Linked DNA regions of Homo sapiens: all the other regions are linked to region 1. Evidence: read pairs that join two places in POLR2A ChIA-PET (ENCODE). Cell type or tissue: OCI-LY7. All regions are shown on one strand. Each heading gives the region's core, and the rest is flanking DNA. Links, peaks and the distances in the headings are about the cores only.

Region 1 (10,230 bases), core at 3,487-8,486:
ATATTGACGTGTAGTCCCTTTGCAAGAGTGAGGGCTCGAATTAAGGCAATGAGTTCGGCTTCCTGAGAGGTAGTGGAGGGAGGCAGAGCGGTAGCCTCAATGATAGATGTGGAAGATTCTATAGCATAGCCTGCCTTTGCTAGTGAGTGGCGATTAGGCCTGATGGACTAAACCAAATGTGATCAATAAACCAAATGTGATCAGAGTGAGGAACAGGAAAGAAGGAAATATGGGGAAATGGAATGAATGCCAGGTGGATCAGAGAGATACAGTCATAGGGGTCAGGTGTGGTATCCGGAATAACGTGGAAGGCCAGATTGAAGTCCGGGCCAGGAACAATGGTAATTGTGGGAGACTCAACAAAGAGTGAATATAGCTGAAGGAGCTGGGGAGCAGAAAGTATGTGTCAGGTGTGAGGAAGAAAATAGATTTTGGAAGTTATGAGAACTGTAGAGAGTGAGTTGAGCATAGTTTGTGATTTTGAGGGCACCAAATGTCTCACATGTCCGTGTGAAGAGACCATCAAATAGGCTTTGTGTGAGCAACAAGGCTGTTTATTTCACCTGGGTGCAGGCGGGCTGAGTCCAAAAAAGGAGTCAGCAAACTGATGGGATTACCACGGCACTCCAGCCTGGGCGACAGAGGGAGACTCCATCTCAAAAAAAAAAAAAAAAAAAGATGGGCTAGTGGGGGATGCACCGGACTTTATAGTCAGGCTTGAGGAGGCAGTTCCTGATTTACACAGGGCTCACAGATTGGTTCCATCAGGTATGACGTTTACATAGCAAGGGGAACGCTGGTTGCCCCACCCTAATCTTATTATGCAATGAACTTTCCCTTTGGCTGGCGGCCATCTTGTCTGCTCCTTACTGTACACGTGGCTGACAGAGATAAGGGAAGATGGAGCTGCCATCTTGAACATGATTGGCACAACAGCTGGTGTCTATGTCTGCAGCTTGATTTTACAGGCTGCTTTTTGTTAGAAAGGAAAATAATTTGGGGTTGCTCTTCATTAAAAGGACAACCTTACCGGGGACTTCCGTATCCCCACTATCTGCCTAAGTGTCAGGGCTCAGAGCCCAAGCTAAGCCATCATACCCCCAGTGACCTGTGCCATCTAGGCTCACTGCAAACTCCACCTCCCGGGTTCATGCCATTCTCCTGCCTCAGCCTCCTATCTTTTTCCTCTTGGAAGTCCCATCTCTCTCACTAGAGAGAGAGCTGTTTTTCTTTCTCTTTCTGTCTCTCTTTTATCTATTAAACCTCCGCTCCTAAACTCCTTGTGTGTGTCCATGTCCTAAATTTTCCTGGCAAGACAGTGAACCCCAGGTATTTACCCCAGACAATATAGCTGCTTCAGAACGTTCTATGGGCAGGGAGCCACTGTGGCCACCTGGGCTTACCCTGCAGGCACTGTTGGGAACACATGCCTGTGTCACCCCATGCAAAGAGGAGCAAGCAGGATCCAGGCATGGTAGCTCACGCCCGTAATCCCAGCAATTTGGGAGGGTGAGGTAGGAGGATCCTGTGAGGCCAAGAGTTCAAGACCAGCTTGGGCAACATAGTGAAACCCCGTCTCTACAAAAAAACAAAGAAAAAAACTAGCTGGGTGTGGTGGCGTGTACCTGTAATCCCAGCCACTTGGGAAGCTGAGGAAGGAGGATCTCTTGAGCCCAGGAGTTCAAGCTTGTAGTGAGACATTATTGTGCCACTGTACTCCAGCCTGGGTGACAAAGGGAGACCTGTCTCTAAAAAACCCAAAGAGGAGCAAGTTGGGTGCTACCAGGCCAACTCTGAGTCACAGTGAAGGGCTGCCTCTGGGAGGGGCGTTAACACCTTAGCTCTTCTGGCCTATGCAGCAAAGCCAACTCCCAAGGCCAGAGAGCCTTCAGGCAGGTGAGAGCAGACTGCTGCGCATGACATGGGTCACAACACCCGACAGAGTTCTACTGCCCGGCCATCCTGCAGGCCCCTGGCCTCTCTGATGCCTACTCTGTGCCTTTGGGTTGACATTCCTGGGTGCTCGGCGAGTCATTGCTGAAGAGGGACACCTCACTTGGGGGAGTTCTGTAATGTGGGATGGTCCAGTGTCAAAGAATGAGGAGAAAACATTCCAGACAGAAGGAGATGTGTAGGCCTGGAGAAACAGCTTGGTGTGTTCAAGAAACGGGAAAGAACTGGTGTGCTGGAGTGTGGTGGAATGCAGTCAAGGCCAAAGCTTGTACTGTTCTCCACACAACAGCCAGTAAGTCAAGAGACAAGGTATGGGGGCAAGGAAGAAGACTCTATTTTAGAAAGCCAGCAAAACAGAGAAGATAATGGACTAATGCCCTAAAGAACCATCTTGGGCCAGGCATAGTGGCTCATGCCTGTAATCCCAGCAATTTGGGAGGCTGAGGTGGGCAGATTACTGGAGGTTGGGAGTTCAAGACAAGCCTGGCCAACATGGTGAAACTCTGTCTCTACTAAAAATACAAAAATTAGCCGGGCGTGGTGGCACACGCCTGTAACCCCAGCTACTCGGGAGGCTGAGGCACGAGAATTGCTTGAACCTAGGAGGTGGAAGTTGCAGTGAGCCAAGATCATGCCACTGCCCTCCAGCTTGGGCAACAGAGGTAGACTCTGTCTCAAAGAAAAAAAAAAAAAAAGAAAGTAACATCTATAGCGAATATGAATTTCAGAATCCTTTTATATTAGGGAAAAAGGGGAGAGGGAGGGGTTGAGATCAAAAGGTGATCTATGACTACAGACAACTGAGTGGCAGCAAGGGTAAACTTCTTTGTCCCTGGTCAGGTCACAGTGCTCTTATACATTTTTAACATAATATTGTTACTTGTGTACACACCCTCCTTATCTCTTTGGGGGCTAGTTTTGGGAAGTGGCTCTTATCATCCTTGCTTTAAGGTTAAACTCTAAATTTCTCCCATAGTTAGCTTGGCCTATATGCAGAGATACCATAGCAGTAGGGGTGAGGGGTTAGCAGCAAAATAGAGTTACATGTACACTGTTACATGAATGAGAGTGAGTAGGGTGAAGTTAGAGCAGTAGGGGGCCAGGGGTGGTGGGGTGGGGGCACGGGGCAGACACATTCACAGGCTCCTCAGTAGGACAGACACTCTGTCTTGAGCCCAAATGGAGAGTCACACAATCCATGAAGTGGTAGGTGAGCCCGAGAGGAGTCCATGAGCCAGAGTTGATCTGCTTGATGATGTCTCTTGTGCATGGTGGCTGCACCTGACAGCAATAACTGAAGCATACCGTGAGAACAACCCTGCATGGCAGACACACCTGAATGTGTGTTTGGAGTTTCCAGCATGGCCAATCTGAAGATTCATTCCTTAACTCTGAGGAACATCTGAGCCCCCAGCACATCCTGTGGAATGTGGTCCATAGAGAGCATGAAGGCCCTTTGTTTTGGGTTAAAGGAAGGTTGCCAGGTAGAAGTTGCTAAGTGAAGGTGTTCTATAAACTGCATGCTTTTTGCAAGTGGTGGCAGTTCTCCTGTCTGCCTGCTGCCACTCTGTCTTGAGCCCAAATGGACCATCCCTGTATGTAAGTTCCCAGTAAATCCTATGTCCCATTTGCTGGCACTGCATCTCTTCTTCAGACTCTTGAACCTGGTACCATCCCTATTGAAGGTAATAGGGATGCGGCACCGCACTTCGATAGCTGAAGGAAGAGGGAGGGTATTTGTGAGAGGCTATGTTGGGTAACAAAAGAAAAGGAGAGGCCACCGAGGCCCATGGCAAGGCATGGCCTCTCCACTCTGTCCCCAGGTGCTTGGCACAGAACAAGAGCCTGGCAAACACTCCCCCAGGGCCCCATGGGAAGAGGGGCTGCTGCAGCTTCTGGGATGAACTTTGCCAGACACAAGCAGGAGCACAAGCAATAATACTTCAGGGCCCAACTGTCAAAGATTTAGCAAATAGAAATTTAAGATGCCTTGCTTCTTGATGAGATGAATAGTAAAACAAATTTTAAAAATAAAAAATAAAATATCAGATGCCTCGTTAAGTTTGAATTTCAAAGCAACAATAATTTTTAGTGTAAGTATAGTCCCAAATATTATATCTAAAATATACTAAGAAAATTCAAGGTTTGTATCTGAAATTCAAATTTGACGGGACTTCCTGTATTTTATCTGGCAACCCTAGCCCTGCTCTATCTATCTAAGGATGTAGAAAAAGGCTCCATTCCCTGTTGGAGGGCTGCTGCATTAGTCAGGGTTCTCTAGAGGAAAAGACCTAATAGGACAGATGTATATATGAAGGGGAGTTTATTAGGGAGAGCTGACTCACAAGATCACAAGGTGAAGTCCCACGATAAGCCGTCTGCAAGTGGAGAAACAAGGAAGCCAGTCCAAGTCCCAAAACTTGAAAAGTAGGGAAGCCAACAGTGCAGCCTTCAGTCTGTGGCTGAAGGCCCAAGAGCCCCTGGCAAACCACTGGTGTATGTCCAAGAGTCCAAAGGCTAAAGAATGTGGAGTCTGATGTTGGAGGGCAGGAAGCATCCAGCATGGGAGAAAGATGAAGACTGGAAGACTCAGCAAGTCCCCTTCTCCCATCTCCTCTGCCTGCTTTATTCTAGCTGTACTGGCAGTTGATTAAATTGGTGCCCACCCACAGTGAGTGTGGGTCTACCTCTTCAGTCCACTGACTCAAATGCTAATCTCCTTTGGCAGCACCCTCACAGACACATCCAGGAACAATACTTTGCATCCTTCAATCTAATCAAGTTGACACAGCTGAAATGAGCCACTACCACTCAGGATCTATAAGATACAAGCCTGAGGCAAGCAAGGAGCAATGACAGTAAACAGCACAGACTGCAGACAGGGCTGCAAGTACTGACTTCACATCAACGAGAACCCAGTGGAAGCTGAGAGAGTGCCCATTTTTAGCACAAAATTTTTAAACCTAGATGAAAACTTAGAGAAGTAAATAATTCCTGCCAAAGTCTCACCTATAAGTTATCTGAAGTTAGTTATCTATTAACTTTGTGACTGGACAAATTATTTAACATCTTAGAGAAGACAGAATTTGCGATTTGTGTTGATCCAGATTAATTGCCCTTAATAAGTCAATAATGTTCAGAAGAATGCAATAGAATTCTGAAAATCCATAATCTTTCTTAATGTCCAAACACCATTCAAAATTGTTTCATAACAAGAATCCACAAAACGTGACCCATCTCAAGAGAAAAAACAAACAGCCATGATCAACCCCATTCCAGATGCTGGAATTAGCAAAGATGTTGAAGCAGCTACTATAACTATACTCAGGGGCATAAAAGAAAATACTCTTTTTTTTTTTTTGAGACGGAGTCTCGCTCTGTCACCCAGGCTGGAGTGCAGTGGCGCAATCTTGGCTCACTGCAAGCTCCGCCTCTCGGGTTCACGCCATTCTCCTGTCTCAGCTTTCCCAATAGCTGGGACTACAGGCGCCCACCATCACGCCCGGCTAATTTTTTGTATTTTTAGTAGAGACGGAGTTTCACCGTGGTCTCGATCTCCTGACCTCATGATCCGCCTGCCTCGACCTCCCAAAGTGCTGGGATTACAGGCGTGAGCCACCGCACCCTGCCAAGAAAATAGTCTTGAAACAAGCAAAATGATATAAATCTCAAGAGAGAAATAGACATTTTAAAAAGTCAACCCAGAATTCTAGTACCAGTGATGATCTCCTTAAGAATGAAGTGAAAACATCTTCAGATTAAAGAAAACTGACAGAATTTGTTGCTATCAGATCTACTATAAACAATCCTAAAGGAATTTCTTCAGGCTGATAGGATATGATAATAGGGGAAAACTCAGATCTTCAGGAAGGAATGGAAAGGATTGAAAATGGTAAATACATGGGTAAATATAAAAGACTTTTTATCTTAATTTTCTTAATTTCTTTAAAATATAACTGTGTGAAGAAATGATTATAACATTTTCTTATAGAGTTTAGAATGATACCAATGTAATACTTACGACAATTGAAGCGGGGAGACTGGTAAATGGAGCTATACGATTGCAAGATTTACACGTATTTTTTGTTGTTTTTTTGTTTTTTTGTTTTTGAGATGGAGTCTTGCTCTGTCGCCCAGGCTCCTGGAGTGCAGTGGCACGATCTTGGCTCACTGCAACCTCCACCTCCCTGGTTCAAGTGATTCTCCTGCCTCAGCCTCCCCAGTAGCTGGGACTACAGCCATGCATCACCATGCCCAGCTAATTTTTGTATTTCTAGTAGAGATGGGGTTTCACCATGTTGGCCAGGCTGATCTCGAACTCCTGACCTCAAGTGATCCTCCCGCCTCAGCCTCCCAAAATGCTAGGATTATAAGTGTGAGCCACCGTGCCCAGCCAAGATTTATACATTTTACATAAAATGGTACAATATTAACTCTAAATAGACTGATATATATATTTAAATCTCTAGAGCAACCACTCAAAGGGGATTTTGGGGGGAGCTATGCGTCTTTCAGTAGCTTCTAGTTTCACATCCGTATTTCTAGTCTGACCGTTTTCTGTCCCATGCTAGACCCTGCCCTGATTCCTTTACTCCCTAAAATACCACCAACGAAAGGCTATGTGTAAGGCAGACTTCACTGAAAGTGGGGGGCAATGGATGATTCATCACAGACCACACAGTCAACAACGTACAAACAACAATTAGAAATCTTTTTCTTTTCCTTTTTTTTTTAAGAGACAGAGTCAGCTGTGTGCCGTGGCTCACACCTGTAATCCCAGCACTTTGGGAGGCCAAAGCAGGCATATCAATTGAGCCCAGGAGTTCAAGAGAAGCCTGGGCAACATGGCAAAACCCTGTCTCTACAAAAACCACACAAAAAAAATTAGCTGAGCATGGTGGCACGTGCTTGTTGTTCCAGCTACTCAGGAGGCTGAGCTGGGAGGATCACCTGAGCCCAGGGAGGTCGAGGTTGCAGTGAGCTATGATCACACCACTGCCCCCAGTCTGGATGGCAGTGAGACCCTGTCTCAAAGCAAATAATAATAATAATAATAAAGACAGGGTCTCACTGTCACTCAGGCTGGAGGGTAGTTGTGCGATCATAGCTCACTGCAGCCTCAAACTCCTGGGGTCAAATGATTCTTCTCCCTCAGCCTCCCAAGTAGCAAGGACTACAGGCATGCTACCATACCCAGCTAAAGAAATCTTTGTTTTTAGAATTCTTCAGTCACCGGGCCATCAGAAATTTCTCTCTGATCTACTTTATTTGAGCTCCCCCGCTACCTTGCCCCTTGCATTTGCCCCTCTCTCTTAAGAACTTTCCACAATCTTCTTACCTGTCCTCTTGAGCAACATGACTTTCTGTCTATTCAAAGCCCATCCTGGCCATGCTTTGGTGCTGGGGAGGTGCCACTGCTTTACAACAGCCATGGCCCTTAAGATGCTCTGCTGTAAAAAGACAGTTTTCTCTCTGAAAAATTCCACTACCAGCTTTCAAACCCATTTTTCTTTCCTCCTACATAGATATACCACCAAGCTATCTCTGTCTCCCTTCTCTATTAAACAGAGCAAATGAGCTCAGATCCAAACTTGTCCACTCATCCAAGCCAAACAAGAGCCTTGGAGGCATCCAAACCCACCCTCAATGGCTACTGTCATACAAGTGTGCCTCCTGGAGTCCCACACCCCACCTCAAGTGGCTTATGTGTTCACCCAAAATATATATTTATTAAGCATCTCCTACACAGTGCTTGTCATAATATTATATATATAACTCTCCCTAAGAAGGATTTTTTTTTTTTTTTGAGACAGAGTCTCACTCTGTTGCTCAGGCTGGAGGGCAGTGGCGTGATCACAGCTCACTACAGTCTCATCTTCTGGGCTCAAGTGATCCTCCCACTTTAGCCTCCCAAGTAGCTGGGACTACAGACTCACGCCAACACACTTGGCTGAGTTTTTTGTAGTTTTCGTAGAGACAGGGTCTTGCTATGTTGCCCAGGTTTGTCTTGAACTCCTGACCTCAAGCAATCTGCCCGTCTTGGCCTCTCAAAGTACTGGGATTACAGGAATGAGCCACTGCGCTTGGCTGTTTTTATTTTTATTTTTAAACGTTAGACTAAGATGGATTTTTCTGAAAGCCACTAAGAGGACAAAAAATACCATTTCCAAATCATCTCCTTGTCACTGATTAACACCGGGCCCCTTTAAGGCTAGTTTAAGAAACCCAAGCTGATTGTAAAAGCTTTGTGCCAGTCACCTATTGCTGCATAACAAACAGCTCCAAAACTTAAAACAATGACAACACTTACTTTGCTCACAAATCTGTAACTTGGGCAGGGCTTGTTGGGGACAGCTTGTATCAGCTGCACTCAGCATCACTGGGTGTGCTTGAAAGTTGGGGGCTGGAACCATCTGAAGCTTCATTCACTCCCAAGTCTGGTGGTTAATGATGGCGTCATTGGGGACCTCAGTTGAGCTGGGCTGTGCCTGGAGCACCAATGACATTGATGTATGGTTTTCCTGGATGACTCTCTGGCTTCTTCACAACACCCTTGGCTGGGTTCTAAGAGCCAGGGGGGAGAGAGAGAGAGAGAGAAAAATGAGAGAGAGAGAGAGACAGAGAGATAGAAAGAGAAATGAGAGAGAGAGAGAGAGAGAGAAATGAGAGAGAGAGAGAGAGAGAGACAGAGAGAGATAGAGAGACAGAGAAATGAGAGAGAGAGAGAATGAGAAAATGAGAGAGTGCACCAGCTGGAAGCCATATCACCTCTTATGACCTAGCCTCTGAAGTTGTGCTGAATCATTTCTGCTGCTTTCTACTTGAAGCAAGCCCACATTCAAGGGTGAGGGAATTAGACTCCACCTTTTGATGGGTGAAATGTCGAAGACCTTGCAGGTATGTTTTAAAATCCCACAGCCTTAAAGAGAAATGTTGATCATAACGGAAGGTTTTCCTGATGGGCAGTAATGAGAGGAAAATCATACTGTACAATCTAGAGAAAGCTTCTCTAAAATCCTCATTACCCACTTTTCTCCCAAAGGACTTCAGGGCAGCCCAGGCACCCCACTCTCCTCTCTGCACCCCTTCTCCCTCACTTTCCTTTCTGGTCTAGTTCACACCCTCCCAGGTTTATAAAGTGACATTGAGACTCATACGTTTTTTCTTTTCTCCATGGTCCCTGTCCATTGATTCCCTCAAATGAACCAACAAGGCCTCTCCTCCTTAGGAAGGTGGGAGAAGGTAGGTTCCCATGCTAACGTTTTTCATGTGTGTGTGTGTCTGTATGCGTGTGTATACACATAAACACATCTATGTGTTTGAAAATAAACCCAATCATTTTAACTTAGTAATTATATTTGCAAATTAACCCCATAATTTGAATAGACTAGATATTTTTATATGCACATAACCTATGAATATAAAGAGATGTGCCTAAATGTACAGGAAACAGGGCACCCTTAAGAGAGACCTTAATGAAGAGTCCATTTACAGAGGTACAGGCAGAGTTAAGAGAAGTAGCAGGGATGTGGAGGCGGTCAGGGACTAGCAACAGCAGGAAGCCACCACCTTCCTTAGATCTGAAGGGGGGTGGGTATGGCATTACCTGAGGTGGTGGTAGCCGGACCCCAGGAGACTGACCCCTGCTAGAAGCTGCTGTCAGAAAAGAAACCAAGAACAACTGAGAGGTTAGAAAGTTGTAGATTAAAGTTACTTTGACCTCTCTTTTCTCCTGCCTTTTTGTCCCCTGCTGATTCTTCCCTTTGGTCAAACCCAACCAGAATCCAGAGGGCAGGTGGTGGTATTGCCCTCCAGGGCTCAGCCTCCAGCCCAGAGCACAGTGAGAAGAACAGACAATGGACAGGGAGGAAGAGGGGCAAATGGAGAGTACCCAGCACAACTTGTTTAAAAATGAATAAGATCATCTTTTGATGGCAACTCTTTCTTCTTTGTTTTCTTTTTTTTTGAGACAGAGTTTCACTCTCATTGGCCAGGCTGGAGTGCAATGGCGTGATCTCAGCTCACTGCAACATCCACCTCCCAGGTTCAAATGATTCTCCTGTCTCAGCCTCCTGAGTAGCTAGGATTATAGGTGCGTACCACCTCACCCAGCTAATTTTTGTATTTTTAGTAGAGACGAGGTTTCACCATGTTGCTCAGGCTGGTCTCAAACTCCTGACCTCAGGTGATCCACCCGCCTCAGCCTCCCAAAGTGCTGCGATTACAGGCGTGAACCCCTGCGCCCAGCCAGCTCTTTCAAACTGTTACATACACTGG
Region 2 (10,230 bases), core at 1,722-6,721, 120 kb before region 1:
CTAACAATTTTTAATGTGTTTTTATGTTTAGCTCTTTATTTATTTTTATGTTTGGTATAAAATAGGGACTATAACTTCACCGTCCAAATGGATAGCCAACACCGTATTAAATAGCCCATCCTTTTCCCATTGATTCACAATGCCATTATATCATGTGCTAATTTCCCCCATAGTCCTAATCTGATTTGAAACGCCTCCTCCTGTTCCATTGATAGATTAATCTACTCTTGACCCAGCTGCATAGGTTTAATCGAGGTGGCTTTCTTGTGTGTTTCCTTATCTGGCAGACTAAGTTCCCATTTATTATTCTCATTAGTCCTTGCTTGCCATGCATTTTCTTTTCCAGGTGATTTTTAAAATCAGCTTGTCAAGTTCTCTGAAAAAATCCCAGTTAGAATTTTGTGCAATTACATGTAATTAATAGGTTAATTTATAAATAACTTATGTTCTTATAACATCAAGTCCTTCAATTTGAGATCATGGTTTCTCTCTCCATTTATTCAGCTTTTCTTTTATATCTTTTTTCTGCTTTCTCCATATAGTTCTTAAACCTGCTCTGTTACTGAGTGTGATGTAGCTTTAATTACCTTTGCAAACAGAATCTTCCTTTTCCATCATGACATTTTCTGGTTAGGTTTTGTGGGTATCTAGGAAAGTGATAGTTTCGGTAGGGTACTCTTAAATATCTGTCTGAATTCTCTTATTCATTTTAATAGTTTCTGAATTTATTCTTTTGGCTTCCCTAGGTAAATGATCTTGTTTTGTGCAAATAATGGCAGACAGTCTGTTCCTTCCAATGCAACTCATTTAGGGACAGGGGAGTTGTTCTGATCTGTTTTGTGCTGGCTGGGACCCGCCGTGCAATGCTGCAGATCAGTGGCATGGTGCTTTTGGTTGTCTCATTTCTTTTTTTTTTTTTGAGACAGAGTCTCACTCTGTCGCCTAGGCTGGAGTGCAGTGGCGCGATCTCGGTCACTGCAACCTGCACCTCCCAGGTTCGAGCAATTCTCCCACCTCAGCCTCCTGAGTAGCTGGGATGACAGGCATGCGCCACCATGCCTGGCTAAATTTTGTATTTTAAGTAGATTTAAAATACAGGGTTTCACCATGTTGGCCAGGCTGATTTCGAACTCGTGACCTTAAGTGATCCACCTGCCTCAGCCTCCCAAAGTGCTGGGATCACAGGGATGAGCCACTGCACCCGGCCTTGGTTGTCTCACTTCCGATTTCCAAGGATGTTTCTGCTCCAGGAGGAGGATGCAAGTCAAAGACAAGGAGTGCAACAGGAGTGCTGGGAGATGGGCACTCACCGAATGGTGCCCAAATGGGACCAGCACCGTGGATAGGAGCTGGAAAACTTAGCCAGTGGTGAGCCACAGGGTCTTCTGAGCCAGCTCAACCCACTGCGAGGCTCCTCTTTGGTGAGACGTGGTGCTGGAGGCGTGGTCAGGGCCAGACACCAGGAAACTCTCAGGCCACAACCTGTATATCTCTAGATAGTTCTGGTCTTCTTTAACGTGTTCCTTGAATAGAGCAGAAATCGGCCTCCTATAAAATCCACTCCTGGATCCCGGTTCTCCCCTCAGGAGATACATGGAAGCCTCAACTGTTTGAAAAACCAGGCAGGTCTCTCTTGAGGTTTCTTCAGGCCAAACCCTCTGGGTTACTTCAGCCATTCCGCACGCCCCTCTTAACCCCAGGCCATCCCAGATCCACCTCCCATGACACACTCAACCTGGTGCCTGTCCTTCCTAATGGGGGTCTCAGAACCCAAGGCCTGCAGAGTGGACTGACCCTCCCACCGGGCGCCCCTCCACGAGTGCAGTCTCACAGACAGTGGCACCAGGGGGCGCCCATTCAGCGATCCAGCTTCACAATGTATTTGCCATCGACTAAAATGCCATCGTCTTTTTCACATGTGCTCCTGCTAAGCTAGATTTGGAACTTTATTTTTATTTATTTATTTATTTATTTATTTATTTTTGAGACAGAGTCTCACTCTGTCGTCCAGGCTGGAGGGCAGTGGTGCGATCTTGGCTCACTGCAACGTCCGCCTCCTTGTTCAAGCAATTCTTCTGCCTCAGCCTCCGGAGTAGTTGGGATTATAAGTGTGCGTCACCATGTCTGGCTAATTTTTGTATTTATAGTAGAGGCGAGGTTTTGCTATGTTGGCCAGGCTGGTCTCGAACTCCTGACCTCAGGTGATTCACCCACCTTGGCCTCCCAAAGTGCTGGGATCACACGTGTGAGCCACCGTGCCCAGCCGAGACTTGGAACTTTAGATTGTTTTGTCCTAAACTTCCCATGGCTACACCAGCCCGTTACTCCAGACCATTGAGGTCAGCTTCATCCTGGCTCTAGCACCTGGCATGTGTGCCATCCTCCTAGCTGGATGGCAGCCCCACATTGGAAGGCCTGCCTCCTGGATCCTTATCTGAATTGCTGATGTGAATGAAAGGAGGAACCAACAGCACAGACGCCTATGTCTGGACTGACACTGGTGTGGCCTCAGCCAGGCCCATCTCTCTCCCTGTGCTCTTCAACAACAACAAAATCACAAATGAACCCCATAAAATGCTTTATGGAAACCTATAGATATCAGATTAAAGATCACAATCTGGTGGCCCCTATGTTGGATTTAGTGTTCTGTTCACCCAACCCATATTTTTAAAAATTATGAACCAGTTACAAGCATTTTTAAAAATTCAGAGATTTCTACATAATAATCTGGATTTTCAGCTTTCCTTGAAAAATCTGAAGATCTGATACCCTTGATTATTCCACAGTGATGTAGCTGGGGTGGGGCGTGTATTAGTCTGTTTTCACGCAGCTGATAAAGACATACCTAAGACTGGGCAACTTACAAAAGAAAGAGGTTTAATGGACTCACAGTTCCACGTGGCTGGGGAGGCCTTACAATCATGGCGGAAGGTGAAGGGCACATCTCATGTGGCAGACAAGAGAAGAATGAGCTTGTGCAGTCAAACTCCCATTTCTAAAGCCATCAGATCTCATGAGACCCATTCACTATCACGAGAACAGAGCCGCCATAATTCAATCACCTCCCACCGGGTTCCTCCCACGACACGTGGGAATTGTGGGAGTTACAATTCAAGATGAGATTTGGGTGGGGACACAGTCAAACCATATCAGAGTGGAAGCATTCCCTTTCAATGGGGCAGTTCTCTTTGATGTGTCACCATCCCCACCTCGCCCTGTCGCCTCACTCGCAGCCTGTTCCACTCATTTACATCACCCGCCTGACTGCTGTAGGCCACTGAGCTATGATATTCATCAGACGCAACTAATTACCCAACTTGTGAGGCCAGCAACCACACACTGGTAAACAGGTTTAGTTGACTTGGTGTGTTCCCAGTGACCTCCTGCTGGTTCCCAGGCCCAGCACCTGCTTTGCCTCTCCTCACAGATCATGCTGTTAGTAATCTCATCTAGCCTCTTGCCTGGGGTGGACGTCAAGCTCACTACACTGTAAACTCCAAAACAGCCCACGTTACTCCCGGTGACAATCAGAATTCCCCCTGGCCTGCCCTCAGGTGTCCTGGCTCTCTCCTCTCAGCATCCCCCATGGACTCATGGGCACCCCCGGTTGAGCTCGCTCACCCAGAGCTCTCTCTCTTCCCTGGGATGAGGCTTGGTTCTACGGAAGCTGGGGTCGTCACAGCCTGTTTTCTGCCTTGGGGTTTGGTCCCAGTTCCTCAGAGCAGTGACTTTCAGTTCCTTTGCAGGTGTGACCTGTCTGCTCCTGTTAGAGCCTCCTTTCCCCAGAGGGCAGGGTGGGCCCCACTGGGGAGCTGGAGGGCTCACTTTTGTCACTGCACTTGCCACCCAGAACACTGTTACTGTCCCTTTCTGGCATTTCTTGGTTTCAGACAATCTCACCTACCCCTCAAAGAAGGCGGAAGCTTCCTGTCGTGGTCTGGCCCTTTGCCATCTTTCAGTGTTCCTCACTGAACGGTAATCCCCTCCGTGTGCCCCCAACGAGTCATTCACCATCTTGTGCTAACTGCATTTCTTCCTGATCCAAACTTGCTTTCTGGAGATGGGGGCCATGCAGAAGGGAAGGCGGGTGTATCAGGAGGTCTGGTCTCTGGGGACTGAAGGGATGATTTTGCCAAAAGGGTCAATGTCACTGGACCACATGCCATGGTAAACCTTGGACAACCAGTTCTCCAGGGAAGAAAACAAGCCCGTGATTTGTAGTGTTTGCCTATTTCTACCGTGGAGACACTCTAACCACAGCTCCCACCAGAGTGGCTGCATTCACAACCAGCTCTTGGGGTTCCTGGAAAACTGGGATTTGAGCCTGTAGGAGCCAGTGCCAGCACCCCATGGGCATGTGTGTTATCAGCTCACATCTGCCAAGTCCTGGCGAGGTCTGCCTGCCTCTAGGACTGTAGACGTCTTTATTAGAGACTCCTGTCACACCTGTTAGGAGTCAGACAGATTAATAATCACTTCTTTTTATTTAGAGCTCTTTTAATCCCCAAACTCTTATTTATAAGTTATTTTATAAATTAATAATGATATATCATATATTATATTATAATTAATAATGACATATATGTCATATAACATTATTAAAATCAATTAATTATTAAATAATTATAATATATAATTATATATTATATTATTATTAAATATATAACATATAATAGATATTATATATTACATATTATATAAGTAGTAATTGCATATTATATAAATAATATATATTATATATAATATAAATATATTTATTTATTATAAATTATATTTATTTATATTATATTTATAATTACATTATATTATATTAACTTATTTATAAGTTAATCAGTTTTACCTCTTCCTTGTGATCAGGTTTGGGAAGGATGTTTTTTCTACCTGCCTGGTCTGCTTCCTTGACTGTGTGATCAGGGTCAAACTGCCCATTCTTCTGAGCTTCAGTTTATTTATCTGAGAAATGGGAGTTGCTGGTCCATTAGCACAGTTAGCAGAGCAGGTGCTGCATGATGACCGTGGCTCTCACTGACTGGGAGCCACGCCCCGGGCTCTGTTAGTTCGTTAAACCACTTGGGCAAGTAGGTCTTGAAATCTTCATTCACGGCCAAGGAAACTGGTTTGGTCTCAGAGAGTTAGATACTGTACTCTAGATCGCACAACCAGTTGGTCGTGGAGCTAAGATTGACATTCGTAGCTGACATGGTGTTTTAAAACTTAGTCACAAACATTAAAAAATCGGAGATTTCATCTAGGAATCTGGACTTTTACCTTCTGAAAAATTTAAAATTCTAGCACCCAAGGCCTGTGTTACCCCATGATGCTGTAACTGGAGCTAACTGGAAGCTGCTGCCTTTGAAGGGGTGTTTCCCCCATGGGCCCCAGTCCCCGCCTCTCCCTAGTGTCCCACACCTCGCCTGCTTCACTCACACCAAGTTTCACATTTCGTGATTTTCCCCATGGGCCAGAATGAGAGGAAGAAACTGAGGCACAGAATGTTTTGGCAATTAATTCAGCTCAAATCAGAGAAGCCACAGCAGAGCTAAGAACCGGTCTTTCATAGTCAGGCTATGTGATCAAAACCACAGCGCCTCGGTGGCTCACGCCTGTAATCCCAGCACTTTGAGAGGCCGAGGCGGGCAGATCACAAGGTCAGGAGATCGAGACCATCCTGGCTAACACAGTGAAACCCCGTCTCTACTAAAAATGCAAAAAAAATTAGCTGGACGTGGTGGCGGGCGCCTGTAGTCCCAGCTACTCGGGAGGCTGAGGCAGGAGAATGGCATGAACCCGGGAAGCGGAGCTTGCAGTGAGCCCAGATCACGCCACTGCACTCCAGCCTGGGCGACAGAGCAAGACTCCGTCTCAAAAAAAAAAAAAAACAACCAAAAAACCACAGCGCCTTCTCACTACAAAGCCATGACTTTACAAACTGTTTTAATCCCTTCTGTCCCCATATTGCACTTTGTATAACACTCCCCTTCCTAGGAAACCATTTGAATGGGTGTCTTTTTATTTGAATATGTTCTTACAAAACACTATTGTTGTCTTGGGTGCATGCATTTTAAATTGACTGAAGTCATATCATAGCTTTCATTCTGTGTTCCCCCTTTTCACCAAAGGATCTTCCATGCTGCTGCGTGCACAGCAAGCTCTTGCTTCTGGCTGCTGCAAAACACCCCATGTATGCCTTGACCACACTACTTGTCCACTGTCCCAGTGATGGGCATCCAGGTTCCCTGCAAATCTCTGCTGCACAAAGAATGACAACCCATATAGGTGGGTTGTCAAAGTGAGCCCTGGGGTATATGCCCAGGAGTGAAGTTGCTGGGTCATAGCATATGCTCATATTTAATTTGCCTAAATTGTACCTGATTATTCTCCACAATGGCTGTCCTGGTCTATGTTCCTGGGTTTCTCTATCCAGCACAGATGTTGAGAGAGACGGGAGGGCTTTGCACCAGTAACTAGGCCCTTGGAATGGAGCTCAAGGCAGGCTTGCCTCATGTCAAAGGCACCAGAACACACAGGCAGAGAGATTGGAGAACGGCAATCTTTCAGAGTCCAGGAGCGTAGAACTTAGAGGAAGGAACCTGAGATCTGGGTTCAAGTCCTGCCTCTGCCACTTCCAGGGCAAGTCACTTGGCCCTTCTGTATCCTGGCTGCCTGCCGAGGGGGTGATCTGCCCAGTGCTAGGGTGTTCTCTCAGAAAAGTAGTTCTTTTTTTTTTTTTTTTTTTTTGGAGACAGAGACTTGCTGTGTTGCCCAGGCTGGAGTGTGGTGGCATGATCTCGGCTCACTGCAACCTCTACCTCCCAGGTTCAAGCAATTCTCCTGCCTCAGCCTCCCGAGTAGCTGGGATTACAGGCATGTACCACCATGCCTGGCTTATTTTTGTGTTTTTAGTAGAGATGGGGTTTCACCATGTTGGCCAGGCTGGTCTCGAACTCCTGACCTCAAATGATCCACCTGCCTCCGCCTCCCAAAGTGCTGGGATTACTGGTGTGAGCCACTGTGCCCTGCCTTTTTTTTTTTTTTTTTTTTTTGAGACATAGTCTTGCTCTGTCGCCCAGGCTGGAGTGTAGTGGTGTAATCTTGGCTCACTGCAACCTCTGCCTCCCAGGTTCAAGTGATTCTCCTGCCTCAGCCTCTCAAGTAGCTGGGATTACAGGTGCGCACCACCACACCTGGCTAATTTTTGTATTTTTAGTAGAGATGGGATTTCACCATGTTGGCCAGGCTGGTCTTGAACTCTTAACCTCAAGTGATCTGCCTGCCTTGCCCCATTTCTTTATCTGTAAAATAGGAAGACTAACAGAAACTTAAGTGAAGCTGTTTGAGTACTCAAAAAATATTCATCCTTTTCTTCATTCATTTCCAACACTGAGGTAAATGCACAATGCATTTCATCTTCAATGCTGAGGCTTCTTTGCATGCTCGGTCACACTTAGGGCACCCTGGTATCCCCTCTAGCTGGTTCAGGGACTCACGGGACAGAGGCCCTGCTAAAGAGCAGGATTTGGGACTGATCAGGGCAAACAGAAGGTGAGGTCGGAAGTGTGCTGAAGCCATGGGGGGTAGGCTCAGGGAGGGATGGTCGTGGTCCTCATGGGCCATGGTTGGGGAGGAAGAGGAAGAGGAAGCTAAGGTTTTCATGTCTGATCAGCTCTTCTATAAAGTTGGGGGGTCCAAATTCTTTCCCAGTGCTGAGAGGCTTGAGTTGAGGACTTGACGGTGAATCGTTTGGTCAGCTGTTGAGGACAGGCTTGAGATGGACAAGTGCAAGGATTGATTTTGAGAGCTGACCGCCATAGGTCAGGTTCTTCCAGAAGCAGATCCTAGGCCTTGGTACCAGTAATTCATGAAAGAAGGGCTCCCAGGAGAAACCAGTAAGGGAGTGGGGGACAAAGGACAGGGAAGAGGGGGAAACCAGGTGTGGTTTCAGGTGAAGTCTCACCTCTGGCCTGATCTCACAGGAGCTGTGGAGTATAAATTGCACCTCCAAATTTGTCCCACAGGGAGGCAAGAAACTGGGCTTTTGCACATGTACTCCAGGCCCCCATTGGCTGTCTTGGGTAGGGATAGGGAATGTGGACCTCCCGGGTTTCTCCTGGATTTCCCCATAGGTGAGGTGGTTCCAGTGCCCAAGGGCAGTCGTCTGAGGCACCAGGCTTAGGTCTTTGGCAGCAAAGCAACAGAGCCCCCAGAAGTGGGGATGGGAGCAGGGGGGCGGTCAGTGGGTCCCAGGGAACTGGGTAGGACAGCAGCTGCGCTCTCTGTAAGAACCTGGCTATGGTTGGAAACCGTCATTTCTATCTACACCTGTGCTTTGCCAGTGCCGCTCCCTTCGCCCGCCAGGGTGCTCCCTGTCTCTTTGCCCCACCACCTCCTATTCACCTGAAGTAGGAGCATCTCAGCTGCAGAGTAGCTTCTTTGGTGAATCCTTCCCTGATCCACCAGGCTGAGTCTCCCGGAGCACCCTCCCAAGCTACTGTCCTCTCTTCACAAGCCTCTGCACCTGGTCATATTTTCTTAGTTGTTTATGGTTCTGTGTCTTGCTCCTTTGCTGGACTGTGGGCAGGGCCTGGGTCTGTGTTGGTCCCTGATGCCGGGGGCTGAGCCGGGGGGAAGAGAGCCAGAGGGGAAGGGAAGGGTAAGAGGGTAGTGACCGCAAGCGGGCCGCCTGCTGGCTGCTGCACCACCAGCTCTGCTTTCCTTCAGCCCTGCCCAGGGCAGCAGGTGATCGTGGGGCGGATCTTGACGAGTAGCTTCGAGGACAGGGGCCACAGGAGGACAGGCTGCCAGCAAGTGGAGGGTGCCAGGGAGAGAGTGGCTCTGGGGGGCCACAGTGGGGTTCTGGCTTGTTGGAGAGATGGTGGGGTCCAAAGAGGCCCGAAGGCCTGCACAGGGGATGAGATGAAGGGACAGTGGCCACTGGGAGGTCAGAGAGCAGTCGCTATGGGAATGAGCATGTGGAACTTGACGATTTGTCCCTATTGGCAGATACTGATGATAAAACAAGTTGTGTGACATTGGACAAGTTGCCTTATCTCTCGCAGCCTCAGCTTCCCCATGGGTTAATGAAGATAAGTATGTCATGAAGTTTCAATAAGAGGAAGACCCCGGGGGAAAGTTTATTTTTCCCACCACACTTGTATCTGTCAGTGTTTGCTGCATAACAAACAGCCTCAAATCTCAATACTTAATGACAGCAAACATTGACTTTCCACTCCTGGGTCTGCAGGTCTGCTGTGGTTGGCTAATCTAGTTGGGCTGTCTTGGACTCAGCTGAACCAGGCTGGACTCCAGGTTTCTAATCATGTCCAGGTCTGTGCCTAACATCCTCATTCCTGGGCCAGGCTGAAGGGCTGGAGTTTTCCTGGCCATCCTTTCTTATGGCAGATTGCAGGGGCCCAGGAGGGCGAGTAGAAACTCAATGTGCCCTTAAAGCCCTCAGCTCAGAACTGGTGCTTTTGCCCACATTGCACTGGCTTGGCCAGAGTCATGTGGCCAAGCCCAACATCAGTGGGGCAGAGACACAGATTCATCACGCTCTAGTGCAAGGTGCTACAAGGACGTGGCTGCAAAGCCCTGCAGCAGGGAAGGGCCCTTCTGCCACAGCACCCCTCCTCCTCCTCTGGGCTTCTCCAGTGCACCTAAGCTCTTGGAGAAAGTGCAGAAACCTTTCCCATAGTGAACTGAAAAGCTCACTGTGATGCCAGGTATGAGGCACAGTTTCTAGCTGTCAGCTGTGACTCTAGTGATCAAGGACGCATCCTGTCCTGGATTCTTAATTGTGGACCTGAGTTTCCCAGATGAGGGTTCCACCATCCAAATACCCAGAGCACCTGCTGATGGAGAGCATTGTCATCCTTGTCCCCTTGCTCTGATCCTGGTGACATTAACAGAGACTTCAGAGCTGTCATTTCAGTATCAGCCAAAGCTGTCAATTTTCCAGCCCTCCATCCTGAGCTCCTTTGATGTGAGGGGTTCAAAGCACTTTCTAAGCTGCTTGAATCTTCAAGGAAAGCATGGGCCTGACTCCCATGGCACAGATACTAGGGAGTGAATGGCAGAGATTTGGGGACCTGATGATCTCAACATCCCAGTGGGAATCCCAGCTCATGGGGGATAAGGCCTAAGTGGATGCCCATGTCTGAGAGTTGACCTGGCATGAGGGTTTCCCCAGCAGAGGGTGCGGTAGGCAGGGCTGCTGGTGGGTAGGCAGGGGGT
Region 3 (10,230 bases), core at 1,867-6,866, 150 kb before region 1:
AACAAATATGGTTGTCCCTGTTATTTTAAATTTTGTAATTTTCTTCATATAGATCCTGCATATTTATTGTTATAATTTCTTCTGATTATCTTATACTCTTATTACTATTGTGAATACATTTTCCCCTACATTTCATTATAACTGATAACATACAGGGAAGTTTTAGATTTTATAAATCCATCTTTTATTCTGTCACTTTACTCACTCCTCATTATTTCAAATTGTTTTTTGGTTGCTTCTCTGGGATTTTCTTGTTTGACTCTCATGTTTGACTCTCGTGTCATCTACAAATTACCATTGTTTTGTGGTGTACTTTCCAAATACTTATGACACTTATTCAGATTTCATAACTTATTGCATGGGCCAGTATTTCTAAAACACTACAGTGGGGAATATTGGAAAAAGAAAACATCCACCTCAAGGAGACATACTGTGAGAATCGCTATGGACCACCTGGGAAGGGCATGGGATAGCCTCTGTCACCTAGTTACCACTTGATAAAAGGTAATTGTTGCTGTTTGTCATGTCCAAGAAGAAGCAGTCTTCTTCTAGTTTTAGAAAGAGTTCTGAAGGACTGAGTATTTAATTTTTATCAAATGCCTTTTTAATATCTATTGTGATGATTATATTATACCCCTTATTTCATTTACTGGTAAAATAATTTTATATATTTATATTTGGTTTATATATGTGAAACCATTTTGCATGATTACAATGAACTATTCTTGATACAATACTTTTTTATTGTACTCTGAAACTTATTTAGGGTTTTTATATATGTATTCATAGTTGAGGTTGATTTACCTGATTTTGGTTATGTTATGGTTTTAAGTCATGTATATTTTACAAAATATTCTGGAGGCATTTATGTAGCATAATTATTATCTGATTTTTGAAATACTTAAAAAAAGTTGGTAAAGCCACTTCTTCTCAATGCCATTTATACAGATAATTCTTTAATATTTACTTCAATTTATTCTTTAGTGTTGAATTGGTCTTGTTTTCTATTTCCTCCCATGTCACTTCTGTTAAGTTATACGTAATTTTCAGAGAACAATCTATTTGTTGAGATTTTCAAAATTTCTGGCAAACAATCATGCATAGTTTTGTATAACTGTAAGTTTTCTCTTTTATTGTGGCTGTCTTCATTTTCTCATTTCTAACTGTTTGTGGTGCCCAGGGTCCTGGCAGGAAATAGATGGCATGTTCAACAGGAGTGATAAAGACAGGAATGGCAAGGCAGCCAGTGGCTGGCACCCTCAGGATCCATTCCCACCCCTGAACTGAAGAGGCAGTGGCCAGAGCTGTGTCACCAGAACCTGGCAGGGCTGCAGCTAGGAGACTCCAGAGGTGGAGTTCTGTCCCTGCAAATCTGCAGCAGGCAGGGTGGGGTCAGTGGAACAAATCAGCCCATCCCCCCTTCACTCACCCTGCTGGTGCCTCGCTTCAGCCAAACCTGGGTAAAGCAGCCCCCGGAGATTTGCTGGCTGCACAGGGCAGGTGGAAAAGGGTAGAGAGTGGGTCTCGCTGGGGGAGGGGAGGCAGGGAGAGGCTGTCCAGCTCACTCGCATTTGTTTCTTTCCTTGATTCTGTTTGTCACAGGTTTGTCCATTTAATCTCCTACTTTTCAAGTGACAGGCTCTTAGGTTGGTTAATCTCTTCTGCTTTTTGTTTTTATATTCTAAAAAATGATCTCTGGACCGGACACAGTGGCTCACGCCTGTAATCCCAGCACTTTGGGAGGCTGAAGCAGGCGGATCACCTGAGGTCAGGAGTTCAAGACCAGCCTGGCCAACATGGTGAAACCCCATCTCTACTAAAAGTACAAACATTAGCCGAACATGGTGGCGGGTGCCTGTAATCCCAGCTACTCCGGAGGCTGAGACAGGAGAACAGCTTGAACCTGGGAGGCAGAGGTTGCAGTGAGCCGAGATCGAGCCATTGCACTCCAGCCTGGGCGACAAGAGCGAAACTCAATCTCAAAAAAAAAAAAAAAAAAAAAAAAAATCTCTGTCTTTTCAGGAAGCCCTGTTGCATCTGTAGGACTGAGATCAGCTTCTGTATTTCTCTTCTTCCCTCTCTTTTTTAAATCTTTGTCTTTTCCTCTAGTACCACTTTCTTGAGTGTGTCTTTTTCCTCGTTCACTTTCTCCAATCCATAGCTGCTATTTCCTGCCTCTGTCGTGTGTTAAATTCTGACTCTAAACGTCCCGGCTGTCCCTAATGGTCAGTTTCCTTTATCTCAGTTTGCTCATTTTTCACAATCAATCCCTCCAATTTCTGATATGCAGTGGTCTCTCGAATCTTCCTGAGTTCACAAATCAGACTTGTCCAGAATTTATTTTTATCAGTGATTCTATTTAAGATGGAAGTAACTCCCTGGAGTCCTTAGGAAAATGCCCTTTTCTGGATGGTGACATGTTTTCATAGGTCAGGTGATTTTTCTTTTCTGACAAAGAACTGTCGAGAACAATTGGATCAGATTTGTTCAGAGATGGGAGTGGGTTAAAACGACTGGCACTGGATGGGAGATGACAATTCAAGATCCAGCCGGTGGTGGGGCCAGAGATGAGGGTGTGGTGAGACACACAGAGGATGGGCTCCCTCCAAGGGTTGAGAGGGGGCGCCTCATACCTGGGTCTTGTCTTTGAGTAGCTGTCAGACGAGGAATAGCCCGCTGGACCCTCAAGCTGTTGTGGGGGTGCTCAGCCAGCTCCCAATAATACTCGGCCAGCCTCACCTCCATCTCTCACCTCCTGGCCAGCTGAGCCACCTGTTAATGCTTTCTCCCTTCTGGAGGGGTCCATGTTAGCAAGAAATGGCCTCTTTTCATTCATCAACTTTAGCTTTCTCTCTGGCTGTGATTCTTCAAGGTTTGGAGTGGCGAATGGTGAACAGTTTGTTTCCCAAGGTTGCCACACATTTTCTTGTCCTTCTACATTGGTGCAAATAGTTTTTTTTGTGTTTTTTTTTTGAACGCAGGGTTTCCAGCCCCCGTTCTCCTACCCCATCTTGTCCAGAAATCTGCAGAAACACAAGTCTTAAGAAAATGCAAAAACACAGACAAAAACATTAGAAATTAGAAATGATACGTAACAAGAGTCACAAAAGGATTTAAAAGCAATTACAGGAGCAGATCAGCAAAGCAAGATAGGAACACAAAGAGGTTCTTGAATTTTATAGTTGGATTCTCTGTCTCTCTGTGGGTCTGTCCATGGTGAAGATGTTCCTGGGTCTGGCTGTCAGTGTTCATTTGGCTAGGAATGGCCACACAGAAATGCTAAGATTTATCTGAAAGAATCAAACACGATGATGTTTCTTCCTACTTCCACGGGCTTGTCCTCCCATATTAGAGTAGAACTTCTCGTACTACATCAGGGTTGACCTGGTCCAGAAATGCTCTTCTACTGAGAAGCACCTTCCTGCCTCTTCTTTGCCTCCACACTCAGCACAGGGTGGGCACCTGTCATCACCCAGCACCTGTGGGAGTCACATGGGAAATTTGCTGTAAGCCCCCCTTCATTTGGGAATGGAACAAATCTCATTTGTTAGCAGAAGGAAGTACTGTTGGGCCCAGTGCTATCCTAACCCAGATCTCCAATGGGAATAATCCTGATCTGATTACTCTGAAAGGTCATCCAGTCACTGGGAGGAGTCTCAGCTGAGAGCCAGTGTTAGCGTAACAAGGTGTTACCAAATCACCACAAAGAGCTGGGGAAGGGCTGGGCGGGACCCACTGCCCCTAAAGAGCAGTGAGCATGTTTTCCAGGTTATGTTCCAGGGCAGCAATTGCCAAACACTATTTAGTTGTAGAATCTTTGCTTTAAACATTTTGCATGCAAGATATTGTGTGTGTGTGTGTGCATGTGTACATACACACATGCATGCATGCATGTTACATGTATACACATGTATGCATATGTTGTGTGTGCACATGTATATGTGTGTGTGTGTGTGTGTATATAGGACCAGAGTGAAGTACAAACTGCTGGTGGGGTGGCAGGCCAAGTGAGCACCTTCCTCCACCGCTTGGCAGAGCCTCCACACCCGTGGAATACAGTTTGGTACTACTGCTCACCCAACGACTTGTGTGTGGCGGGGCTGATGGGGTGTGTGTGGGGTGGTGCTGTATGTTTTCCCTTGAAGGTTGAAACTGATTCAGCCCTGGGGGTCAGAATGTCCAGCCCTGTGCATTGGCTATGCAGGGTCATTAACATCTGCTGAGATGTTACTGTCTAAGGGGGAAGTATCTTCTTCCTGTTATACTAGCTTTTGAATTCTGATCTGTTTTGGTAACATGGAGCTGTTTCTTTGTTTCAGTGTTTCTAGAACATCTTTGAAAAAGCCATAAAGGTTTGTCTGCCACACTTGATTGAACCAAAAAGCCTTTCCTGTTCTGTGCGCCTGCCTCTGACTCTCCCTTCGTGATTATGTTCTTTCTCTCTGTCTACAGGCTGATGTTTGGGCTGGCTGGAGCTCTTCCACAAGTCAGCTGCCCTCAGCCAAATAAGAGGCTGTTCTCACCCCTCACCTCATTTGCATACCTACAGGAGGAAGTGCCAAGGGAAGAGAGCATTGAAAAATAAGAGCACAGCAGAGTTGAGCTATCTCCACATTTGTCTGGCAGGCTCTGCAAAGGGGATTGAGGCCAGTGGTTCTCTGTGTCCCAGAGGTGTCCCTGGGAGATGTAGTGTCACTGGACTAGAGATTCATCCTTGCTATCTCTGATGCAAGACGATTGTATCAATTCAGGCTCTGGAGGTAGGACAGGGAGCAGAAGGATGGGGACTAAAGCCATGGAAGAAAGACAGAAAAATCACCTTTTCTATGTGAAGTGAAGAGACATGTGGAAGTGAAATTACTCAAAATTCTTTTTAAGTACCCATGATGCAAAAGCCATAAAATAAAATATTGTAAAATTAGCCACATAAAATTGTAAAACATCTACACAGCTTTAAAAACAACCTGTTAAAAATAACTCCAAAATATATTGTAGCATATATCAGAGTCTTATTCATAACTAAGCAAAAAATGATACCAAAATAAGCGAGTCAAAGACACAAAAGGGAATTCACAGAAAAAGAAATACAGATAACTAAACATGGGAACATGCTGAAGGACTTTTCTCATAAAGAAAGGCAAATTAAAGCAAGTTATCATTCTCACCTCTCAGATTTGCAAAGATTAAAAGGTCTGATAACAGCCAGTTGGCAGGGTGTGGGGAAATAGACACATTCATATCCGGTTAGTAGGAGAAAAAAAAGGCCACAACTTCATTGGAAGACAGTTGGTACAGTTGGTAGTCTCTATCAAAATAGCAAATCTCCAGGTCATTTAGCCAGCTGTCACCTTCTAGTGATTTACCTACAATCACTAATAAACGTCAACACGTGTACAGCACATGGTGAAACATGATGAAAATAGTAATAAACCATCTCTCACTTGGCTTGAGAAGACCTCTATGATCTTTTTTGGTGAAAAAAACAAATTTCAGAAAACGGTATACATAGTATGATATTATTGGCATCTAAAAAGATATGCATATATAATCTTGTGGGTATGTTTAAAATTTCTGAACTTACTTACAAACAGGAATAGGAAATCTAAGAAGAGGGGCTCATGGGAGTGGGGAAGGAGATGTTTATTTTTTATTTTATATCTTTCTGTATGGATTTCATTTTTTAAAGTTAGTATATATTTTAAAAAATCTAGTTAAACAGGGTCAAGTGCAGTGGCTCATGCCTGTAATCCCAGCACTTTGGGAGGCCGAGGTGGGTGGATCACCTGAGGTCAGGAGTCGAGACCAGCCTGACCAATATGGAGAAACCCCATCTCTACTAAAAATACAAAATTAGCTGGGTGTGGTGGCACATGCCTGTAATCCCAGCTACTTGAGAGGCTGAGGCAGGATAATTGCTTGAACCTGGGAGGCAGAGTTTGCGGTGAGCCAAGATTGCGTGCCATTGCACTCCAGCCTGGGCAACAAGAGCAAAACTCTGTCTCAAAAAAAAAAAAAAAAAAAAAAAAACTCTCTCTACTAAAAATACAAAAATTAGCCAAGTGTGATGGCAGGAGCTTGTAATCCCAGTTACTTGAGAGGCTGAGGCAGGAGAATTGCTTGAACCTGGGAGGCAGAGGTTGCAGTGAGCCGAGATCGTGCCACTGCACTCCAGCCTGAGTGACAGAGTGAGACTCCGTCTCAAAAAAAAAAAAAAAAAATCTAGTTAAACAAAACATACCAATAACATATGTAAATGCTCAGTGGAGTGCCTGTACCTGAGGGGGTGAGTGTGTGGAGCTTCTACACTGAGGCACTGGCTTCATTACAGAGGCTGGTCCTGTCTACAGGGCTCTACGGGCCAGGTGAGCCTTCCGGGCTCAGGAGAATCTTAAGTAGCAAAATGGGGCAAGATTATGGTGGGTGAGAACAGACCAGCAGCTTTAAGTAAGAGCCTAAGATCCAAATAGCTTTCCCTCGATCTCCTGACAGCCTTCTGGCCTCAGCAGCCGATGGATTCCATGGGTGTTAGCTGCTGCCAGGGTTTCAGCAGGCTGAGGGCCACCGCAGTGTGCCCCTCTCCCAAGGTGCTAGCACTTGACAGCCCCCTTTTCCTCTCACAGGTTTTAGGAAAGTGAAAAGTACCTTCTCCTCCTCACATTAGAGATGACTGTGCCAAAGGAAGGTAGAGCTTCTAGAAAGAGAAGAGAATCTGGGATTCCTAGGACCTTCTTGTTAGAAACAACCCCAAGACTTGCTCTCCAGCTGCTGGGGCAAATCCAGGTCTCGGCAAGGCTGGTGGCCAACCCCTGGGAGATAATCCACGGGGCATAGTGTCCAAGAGGATGAAGCCATTTGGGGGTGGCAGGGAGCTCAGCGGGAACGAGGTGCTGAGTGATCCCTGCCCCTGACAGGTGGCCCCTCTGTGGCTGGGCCTGGCTTTCCATTCACCATGGGCCGCTCTGCTTGGGCCCACTGGAGTCGTGTTTCTTCTTCAAACACCCCCTCTTTTTTGTTGTTTTTTTGTTTTGTTTTGTTTTGTTTTGAGACGGAGTCTCACTCTGTCGCCAGGCTGGAGTGAAGTGGCACATTCTCGGCTCACTGCAACCTCCGCCTCCTGGGTTCAAGTGATTCTTTTGCCTCAGCCTCCCAAGTAGCTGGGACTACAGGTGTGCGCCACCACGCCCAGCTAATTTTTGTATTTTTAGTAGAGATGGGATTTCACCATGTTGGCCAGGATGGTCTCAATCTCTTGACCTTGTGATCCACCCATCTCAGCCTCCCAAAGTGCTGGGATTACAGGCGTGAGCCACCGTGCCTGGCCTGCAAGCACCCACTCTTGCTCTATCTTCTTGGCAGCCGAGAGGTTAAGAAAGCCCCTCCATGTGGCAGACTCCTTTAGATCAGATCCTTTAGCTGCCGGGTCCCCACCTAAATGACCCCCCCCAACCTTTTCCTGGTGCTCCCTGAGTGCAGAAGCAGTGGGGGAATAAGAGTGCCTCAGCCCACGATTGCTGGACGTCAGGACTCACCTCCATCTTAAGAGAACGGTCAGCTCCGAAATTCGGAGACTTTGTGTCCAGATTCCTCAAGCTGTGTCAGGAAGTCTTGTCTTTTCAGTTAAGAGGAAACCGGGTCTTCCTGCATGGGTTCTAATAAAGTCTTTGATCTATTTCAGGTATCGGAATTGCGTTTACACTTACAGAATTCTGCCCAATGAAGATGATAAATTCACTGTTCAGGTGAGTCCTTTATAAACCTAGAAATCTGAACCTGACTTCAGCCGATACTGGCAGAGAAAGGGTGTAAACGATGAGGAAGGAAGTGCACGCGCAGGTAGCCGGACGTGAAGGCCTGGCTGAGCCTGGCTTCCTCCCAGGTGTCCATGGGGTGGCTTAGCTGGTAAACTGGGGCCCTCCAAGTGACCCTGCTCTGTGACATGACGGAGTTGCATGCCACAGGCTATTTGTGGTCCATAGGTGTGAAGAGGAAACGAAGGTGAAGCAGACTGTCCAGAGATGAAGGGAAAGGAGGGGCTGTGGCTTGGCCGACTGTTGTCTTCAGTCTCTCAAAGGAGAGAGAGGAAGTGGCTCAGGAGGGAGAGAAGGGAGGTGAACTTACAGGAGAACAGACCGTGTTTTCTGAGGGGCTGCGAGACTAGCACAAAACAGTGCCTTTCCATTTGTAGAACTCTGTTCTGTCCGAGGCTGGTGCTCACTGCATCTGATTTCACCAAGCAAAGTCAAAATGTGCAAAACTTGCAGTTCATTTTTTAATATTTTTTATTTTTGAGACAGAGTTTCACTCTTGTCACCCAGGCTGGAGTGCAGTGGCGCCATGTCGGCTCCCTGCAACCTCCACCTCCCAGGTTCAAGTGATTCCCCTGCCTCAGTCTCCCTAGTAGCTGGGATTATAGGTGCCCGCCACCATGCCCGGCTGATTTTTGTATTTTTGGTACAGATGGGGTTTCTCCATGTTGGCCAGGCTGGTCTTAAACTCCTGACAGCGAATGATCTGCCCACCTCGGCCTCCCAAAGTTCTGGGATTATAGGCATGAGCCACCCCGCCAGGCTGCAGTTAAATTTAAAAACAAAAATCAGCTGCACCCGTCCAAGCCCGGGAAGGCCACCCTAAGCACGGTTTACTAAAGCCTTTGTTTCGCCACAAAATGTGACAACTGAGTGTGTGGAAGCCAGGAAAGCTATTGTTATCTGGCTACATGAAGAGCACATGGAGGTGGCAAGAAGGAAGGAGACAAAGTTTCCACATCCCGGGTGTGTGTGTGTGTGTGTGTGTGTGCACGTGACAGAGAGAGAGAGAGAGAGATGCTCAGTTCTCAGGGACTAGAGTAAGAGGCACAGCAGTGCATCCACGTCCCAAGCAGAGTAGCCGGGGTCGACAAAGGTTTGGATATCATGTCATGGAAGAGCAATGACGGCGTTGGAGGAGTTTGTTTGAAAAGAAAGTGGAAGTGGGAGGGGAGAGGCAGGGTACACTCTTCAGTTTCAAAGCTTGAAGGGAATGATTCATTTTGTGCTAACTAGGATGCAGTAGTAGACAGGGAGCTGGACTCAAGGTGTGGGGAGACCACAGGCAAGTCCCTGGAGGCAAAAATCCTCCAGAAGTTGTCAAGAGGGAGAGCGTGGTGAGCAGAACGCCCCTCAGGAAGACAGCTTATGAGGATGGAAGGAATTGCTTCGAGGAGCGATGTGATTGAGAGAGGCCCAAGGGGCATGTGTGATGCAGCCCGGTCCAGGGGCATTTGCTGCGAGGCCTCCTTAGGAGATGCGAGTTTAGGCTCAAGCAGAACCACTCCCTGCGTAGTTAGGCTGGCATTGCTGCCGGCTGCCTCATCCTCCTGCCCCTGAGTCCACTGCAGCCTCTAAGGCACATCTGCTGAAGGCTTTCCACTGGCCTAGGGCGCCCGCAGGTTTGGCCTGGTTCTTAGCAGTCACCAGGAGCAGATGTTGGCACACCTAGTACGAGAAGGTCCTTTCCAGCGCTTGGCAGCTATTTGCCATGGGAATGTCTGTCTCTGACAGGGGCTCTTCACCATGTGTGGGATGTGAGCAGCGGAGGGGAGCCCTGTCTGGGGCAGGCAGTTGGCCTCAATGACCTCTACCATTTTTTTCAAGTCTAGGAGGGCATGAGCTTTTCTGGCAGAGTTGGCATCTGTGATAGGTGGTTTGCTGAGAGGAGTCGGCAAACTCTCTTAAGTTAAAAGTTGGTCGATGCTTTTGATCTTTTTTCCCTTTGTGGTTTCTTCTCTTCCTTCAAAGTGAAGAAAACTTTAAGTATGACTGGAAAAGACATGACTCTGTGGCTTCTAGTAGAGTCGGCACCCGCCGCCTGTAAATGTGTAGACTGCGTCTCCGGTTTGCCCCTCTCTGTCACCATCATACTCTTGCTACTGTGACATCTTGTGACCCTGGGAACTGCTGATGAAATCCGGGGCCTCATCAGGCTACTGGGCAGGGGGTGGTGGTGGTGCAGGGAACAGAAACTCGCCTTGGCTGACTCTGTAAGGGGTAAGGGGTGGGCAGCCTTTGTGGAGATGTGCAGAGCCAGGAAGGAGAAGGCCGCCCTAGGGCCTTGGAACCAGAAGAGCATGGGGTCTGCACGCAGCTTCTCCCATGGATCAGCTCTTCTCTGTGGGGCCGCTCTTCCCAGCCAGCAGCCTCCCTTCTCAGTCCCCAGTCCTAAGAAGGAGTCTGATGGCTCAGCCTCCACGGC

What was found. Peaks named below come from ENCODE experiments on the same cell type or tissue, not always from the same donor. Only the 100,000 strongest peaks of a DNase experiment are listed, where the experiment ranks them.
Region 2: POLR2A ChIA-PET joins it to region 1 with 9 read pairs; 4 of 35 experiments call an interaction of 5 or more read pairs at or near these places.
Region 3: POLR2A ChIA-PET joins it to region 1 with 5 read pairs; 6 of 35 experiments call an interaction of 5 or more read pairs at or near these places.

The regions. Positions count from the first base shown.
Region 1 is chr2:233,217,206-233,227,435 of GRCh38, forward strand. No RefSeq gene overlaps it. Among named protein-coding and RNA genes, the nearest start is that of ATG16L1, 29 kb to the right of the region's middle. RefSeq lists an enhancer at 1-85 and a silencer at 6,093-6,244. In OCI-LY7, for the core only: no CTCF peak of the experiment used is centred there; a DNase peak (open chromatin) is centred at 6,476; H3K4me3 peaks cover 390 bases; H3K27ac peaks cover 2,582 bases.
Region 2 is chr2:233,096,986-233,107,215 of GRCh38, forward strand. All of the region lies in intron 2 of INPP5D (inositol polyphosphate-5-phosphatase D), which reads left to right. Among named protein-coding and RNA genes, the nearest start is that of INPP5D, 42 kb to the left of the region's middle. In OCI-LY7, for the core only: CTCF peaks have their summits at 1,815 (motif pointing right) and 2,015; DNase peaks (open chromatin) are centred at 1,846, 3,366, 3,816 and 5,046; H3K4me3 peaks cover 2,322 bases; H3K27ac peaks cover 3,430 bases.
Region 3 is chr2:233,071,660-233,081,889 of GRCh38, forward strand. It overlaps INPP5D (inositol polyphosphate-5-phosphatase D), which reads left to right. Exons shown (of 27, transcript NM_001017915.3): 2 at 7,676-7,739. Among named protein-coding and RNA genes, the nearest start is that of INPP5D, 16 kb to the left of the region's middle. RefSeq lists enhancers at 1,626-2,331, 10,045-10,134. In OCI-LY7, for the core only: a CTCF peak has its summit at 2,614; DNase peaks (open chromatin) are centred at 2,602, 4,502, 5,332 and 6,322; H3K4me3 peaks cover 4,294 bases; H3K27ac peaks cover 5,000 bases.